Linked DNA regions of Mus musculus: region 2 is linked to region 1. The links are chromatin loops, found by intact Hi-C in ENCODE. Cell type or tissue: heart. All regions are shown on one strand. Links, peaks and the distances in the headings refer to the core of each region. The heading gives the core; the rest is flanking DNA. Region 1 overlaps Insr (insulin receptor). Region 2 overlaps Insr (insulin receptor).

Region 1 (2,916 bases), core at 256-2,755:
TTCTCTACATGGACGTTGGGGATCCAAACTCAGGTCATTCTGTTTGTACAGCAGACATTTTATCCAGTATCATTTCCTTAGCTCCAAATTCACCACAATTAAAAATAGACTCAAATTATGATATAAACAGAAAGGTACTACTGGTCATTTATTATATGTATTATAGAAATTATGGTTAAATAAACATAACATAAAATGGTACCATTGAAATCATGTGTGGGTACATAGTTAGTGGTGTCTACTTACAGTGTGGCACCATCATTGCCTCTAACCATTTCCAGAACTCTCATCTAAACCGAAGCTCTGTCCTCATTCAACACTGGTATTCCATTTCCTCCAAAGGTGGCCTCCACACTCTGCCTTTGTCCACATAATTCATAATTGTTCAACTATTGTTAGGCCTCCTTAGTATAAGCTCTGTGGACTGGTGAAGTGATCCAGTAGGTAAAGTGACTAGCACGCAAGCATGAGGACCTGAGTTCAAACCCTGGTAACCCACATGAAAACCAAACATAATAACACACATCTTAGTCCTCAGGACTGGGAAAGTAGAGACAGGAGGATCCCTGGAACTCATTGGCCAGCCAGGTTAGACAAATTAGGGAGCTAATAAAAAAAAAGTCCTACCTCAGAAAACAAGGATCCACAGAGCAAGACACCTGTCATCAACTTCAAATAAAGTCCTTCGTGTGCTTCCAGAAGAGTGTGGGACCGTGTGTAACATTTAAGAAGATATGCATTCACCTTCTTAAATGTGTCTCAGTCAGACCAGAAATGTGTATGCATCTATACTCATTCAAGTGCAAATAAATTCTGTAATATTCACTTATCACCATTTTTTAAAATACCCTTGTGGTTATTCATGGATGTAAGGTGATTTTGTTTTTGTTTTCAGACAGGGTCTCATATACCTTAGAAAGGACTCAAACTTGCTATGTAGGTAGGGATAACATTAAATGCCCAACTTTCCTGCTTCCACCTTCCAAATGCTGCAGTAGCAGGACTGAACCCCCTGCACTGGGTCTATATGGTGCTGGGAATGGAGCCCAGGGCTTCCTGAATACTAGGAAGCTTTCTACGGACTAAGCTATATCCTCAGCTTCTGCAATCTGGAATTTCCACCTACAGAATGAAAGTTGGCTGCAGTAGCCCTGGCATAGTGGAGAGTGTCACCCTAACACTCCATCGGCAGAGACAGGACGATCAGGGTCATCCTCGGGGTACATCATGAGTTTAAGGCCAACCTGGGTCATGTGAAACTTTGTTTAAAAACAAACAACAGCACAATCAAACTTTTTTAAGTTGCTGGTTTTTAAAACAAAACAAAACAAAAAGTATAGCTTTGGCTAGCTGGTGGTTTCCTATACTCAAATTCAGAGCCAACAAGTCAGTGCTGAGCCTAGGACTGGACTTGCTCCCAAACTATATAAAGTATGCAAGGAGATAAACCTAGCTGGTGATCCTGGCCAAGGCAGGAATGATGTCACAGGCATACATATAGCACATGATCTTAGAGTTGGGACTGTTCCCAGGAGTCATCTGTCCTCTGCCCCTCTCTACAAAAGGAGACAGACTACTTGCTGCTGTGACTTAGCCAAAACCAGATACCAGGCCAGGGGTGGATTCAAGGACAGACCTCAGCCACACCTCTCCAGCAGCCCCCTTGGCCTGCTTCTACAAGGTCACAGGCTAAGGATATTGCTAACCAAAAACGAATCAAAGACAGAATCCAGAATCCATCAACTAAATGAACAGCACATTTTCACTTTCTCTAATTTGATGGTGGGTTGTAAGTTTTTTTGTTCTGTTTTAGTAAATTGTGTGTGTGTGTGTCTGTGTGTCTGTGTCTGTGCACTGTGGAGATGGTGAGTGAAGTTCCATGTGCAATGTCAAAAGATATGTATGTGCACTGTGGAGATGGTAGATATGGATCCATGTGCAATGTCTAACAGTATGTGTGTGCTCCGAGGAGATGGCTCAGACACTAAAGTGCAGGCAAGCATGAGGACCTGAGTTTTGGATCCCCAGGACCCATGTGAAAAGCTGGTTATGTGAGATATACTTGTAATCCCAGCAATGGGGAGTTGGAGACAGGAGGATTCTTAAGGGTCACTCACTAGCCAAATTGGCCTGCTGGGTAAGTCTGGTCTAGTAAGATACCCTGTCTCAAACAAAAATAAAAATAGAAACCTACAAGATGAGGGCTGGGCTGTAGCTCAGAGGTAGAGTATTTCCTAGTATGCATGAGGCACTGGCTTCAAAGCACAGAACTGAATTTTTTTTAAAGTAGGGGGTAGTAGGATGGCTCAGCAGATAAAAGAGCTTGCCTCCTTGCCTGACCCTGGGACCCACATGGCTGACAAGAAAACAGACTCCTGTAAGCTGTCTTCTGACCTCCATAGACATGTCATGGCACATGTGTGTCCATACACAGAGACTAGGAAAATAAATAAATGAATAAAAATACTTGTAATTAAAAAAAAATGGGTTGAGTGTGTAACTCTGTTGTAGAATGTCAACACCCATACAGTCCTGGGTTTGAATCCCAGAACTGCATAAACTATGAGTTATGGTATAGTCCTGTAATCCCACACTTAGTAGGTAGAGGCAGGAGGTGCAAGAAACCCATTATCTTCTTCAGCTCCATAGTGAGTTTAAGTCCAGCTCGGTCTTCACGAGACTGTCTCAAAACCAAGCAAAAAAAATTAAAAACAAAACACACAACATTTTTGGACATACCCAAGTTATTCTCTGACCTCTACATATACATGTATACACAAGCCTACACACCCATACACATCTATACACAGTGCATGCATGTGCACATACATACACACACAGTGTCTTACATAAGACAGAATGGAGTGTGTGCTTGTGTGCATATGTATGTGTGTGCATACATTTACACATGCATGT
Region 2 (2,916 bases), core at 277-2,776, 50 kb after region 1:
CCAACCAAGGATATTCTTACATCAACCTCTGGCCATCACACTCCTATGCATGGGAGATGATACCCACTTGCAGGTGCACATGCATGTGTGTATGTGTGCACGTGTGTGCTATGCAATGCACACAAAAATAATCTTTAAAGGACTAACGTGGAATCAATTAAGCCTCAGTAGGTAAAGATAAGCCAGTGCTTCAAGGGTTGGGGAAATGAGTAAAGGAGCGAAGGCTGCCGCCACAGCTAACAGCTTCATAAATGGCCTGTCTTTGCAACTGCATAATATTATTTGTGTCTGTTGGCCTCGGGAGACAGTCAAGAGTTCACGCTCACACCCCATTTGCTAAGCATGGCCCCAAACAGGAAAGTCAAGAGTATTAACAATTAAGATAATTATCCTCTGCAGTGGGACAATTGAGGCGTTCCACTCAAATCTGATGGGAGCCAGCTCTGACCACATTCTGGCTCAGTCCCTTAACACTGCCTGCAAACTTCCTTCTGGGATACAATCATGGACATAACTGTTGGCAAGAGTCAGGCAAGTCCTCCTGCTCTACAGGTGCCTGATGACAGAGCTGGAAAATGGAAAGGAACCAACCACAGGGTGCTTAGATCCAGCAGGCAGTTAACAAGGCAGCAATGAGGAGGTGAGACATCCCTGTTCCCTTGTCTAGAAAGCAGCTGCTCTTGATGTTTTTTGTTTTTGTTTTTGTTTGTAGGTGAAAAAAATAAATTACATTTAAAAATAAATAAATTTGAAGGAATTTCAGTTACATAGTGAGTTCAAGGTAAGGCCAGCCTGGGCTACGTGAGATCCTTAGTAAATAAGTTAAAGTAAGAGCCTGAGATACAGATCAGTGGCAAATATTTGCCCAGAACGCACACGGCTGCTAGGTCCTACTCACAGCCCAGAAAATAAAAAACAGAAATGTCAAGAGGGCTCCTGTGGCCAGCTGGGCACAGGAATTAGGAGAGAAGATGGCTACTGGCCCTGAACCCAGGTCAGGCTGTGAGCTCAGAGCAAACCCTGCAGCCCATCACAGCAGCTGCTGCTTCCCCTTGGCTTTTCTGCCAGCCTCCATTTCTTGTCCATAAACTGAGGGATTCTACCAGCCTTGACTTAGTGAAGTCAGGTGGGGCTGGCTGAGATCAGCATGCAAAGTCCCACTTTCCTGCACACCACTTTCCAAACCTAGAAAACAGCAAATCACTGCACTGTACAGAGAAGACACAGAGAGAGAGAGAGAGAGAGAGAGAGAGAGAGAGAGAGAGAGAGACAGAGAGACAGAGAGACAGAGAGACAGAGGCAGAGAGACAGAGAGACAGACAGAGACAGAGAGACAGAGACAGAGAGAGAGACGGAGAGAGAGGATGCCTCTAGCACACCCAAGAATCTCCAAACGTCTGTGTAGAAAAGAAACTATCTAGGGAATGTGTTTTCAACAAAGCCAGTGCCAGAGGAACACATGTCTCCAGCACAAGCCATGGCCTTTAAAAGCTTGCAGCCTCCCAGGCTGGCCCCGAGGCACGGGGAAGCCACCTCCTTTGGCTGGCACAACCTCCTAGGTCAAAGCCAAGAGCCACAAGCTGCACCAGATGCTGGATTCCAGAACTCAGAATAACTCACTAACTTGGTAAGGCTCAAGCCATTGAGAACCGAGGAGATCACCCTGGAACACTGTAGAAGCACCATAAAAAGGAAAAACTTACGGGAAGCTGCTTCAGAAAGGAAAAGAAGCGTTTGTTCAAAAGCTAGAATTCAAAAGCTATGTATTTCTACCACCCAACACCCAGCAGTCACCCTGCCCCTCTTCCACATTCCTGACAGTGAAGGGCTCAATACAAATGCTTGTAATACAAAAATCTCAAAGACAACCTGTCATAGCATTACCCATTTGGTGATGCAGGTAATGGAGCCCATGGCCTCATACAGACTAGTCAGGCACTCTAAGGCTGAGCCAACACCCCTCATCCTTCCCAGGGGGACTCCTAGGAGCTCCATCCTGAGCCATACCCACAGTCCCTATGTCAGCAGGGGCTCAGACGCTAGAGTACTTGCCTAGCCTGTAGGAAGCCTGGGTTCAATCCCCAGCTCTACATAATGCCAGCATGATGGAACAGTCCCATCACTGAAGAGGTGGAGGCAAAAAGGAACAGAAGTACAGGCACTATGTTCTGCCAAATGTAACAAGTTTAGGACCATCCTGGGCTACATGCAACCTTATCTCAACAAATGACAAGCCAATACAAATAACCTAAACCTTAGACCTGATTAAACGAATTTAGTCCAATTGCTTAAGTCTCTATCTTCACATCAGGAAGCTTTTAGTTATAATCAATAATTAATTATGTATTTTCAAATAGCTAGTAGTGAGCTGGAGTGGTTAAGAGCTGGAGTAGTGGCTTCATGGTTAAGAGTATTTACAGCTCTTCCAGAGGACTGAGATCTAGTTCTCAGCACCAATGTCAGTCAGCTCACAATCACCTATAACTCCTGATCCAGGAGATCCACCACTCCCTTCTGATCTCCATGAGTACTGTGCATGTGCGTGTGTGCGTGTGTGCATGTGTGTGTGCACACATGCACAATTAAAAATAAAGATAAATCTTTTTAAGAAACTTTTTAGATGTGTGGCTTGGTGGTACACATCCACAGTTCCTATACTTGGAAAGAAGAGGCGAAAAGATTGTGAGTTTAAGGCCAAACTGTACTACATATCAAAACCTTGTCTCAAAAACAAAACACGAGTAGAAGTTAGAGGTGTAACTCGGAGGGAGAGAGCTTGTCCAGCATGCTCAAGGCTACAATGGGTCTGATCCCCAGCATCTCATGCAGACACACCCAAAACAAAAAGCAAAAACTTGTTCTAAGTACAAACAAAACCAGAAAGAGGGCTGGGGATTTGGCTCAGTCAGTAATGTG

Evidence for each region. Peaks named below come from ENCODE experiments on the same cell type or tissue, not always from the same donor. Only the 100,000 strongest peaks of a DNase experiment are listed, where the experiment ranks them.
Region 2: a loop joins it to region 1, with 2.5 times the contacts of the local background. A loop is called at or near these places in 4 of 42 quality-filtered maps.

The regions. Positions count from the first base shown.
Region 1 is chr8:3,186,122-3,189,037 of GRCm38, forward strand. The region is part of intron 9 of Insr (insulin receptor); the gene reads right to left. Among named protein-coding and RNA genes, the nearest start is that of Insr, 92 kb to the right of the region's middle. In heart, for the core only: no CTCF peak of the experiment used is centred there; a DNase peak (open chromatin) is centred at 1,540; H3K27ac peaks cover 1,499 bases.
Region 2 is chr8:3,236,032-3,238,947 of GRCm38, forward strand. The region is part of intron 2 of Insr (insulin receptor); the gene reads right to left. Among named protein-coding and RNA genes, the nearest start is that of Insr, 42 kb to the right of the region's middle. In heart, for the core only: no CTCF peak of the experiment used is centred there; DNase peaks (open chromatin) are centred at 430, 1,520 and 2,010; H3K27ac peaks cover 1,067 bases.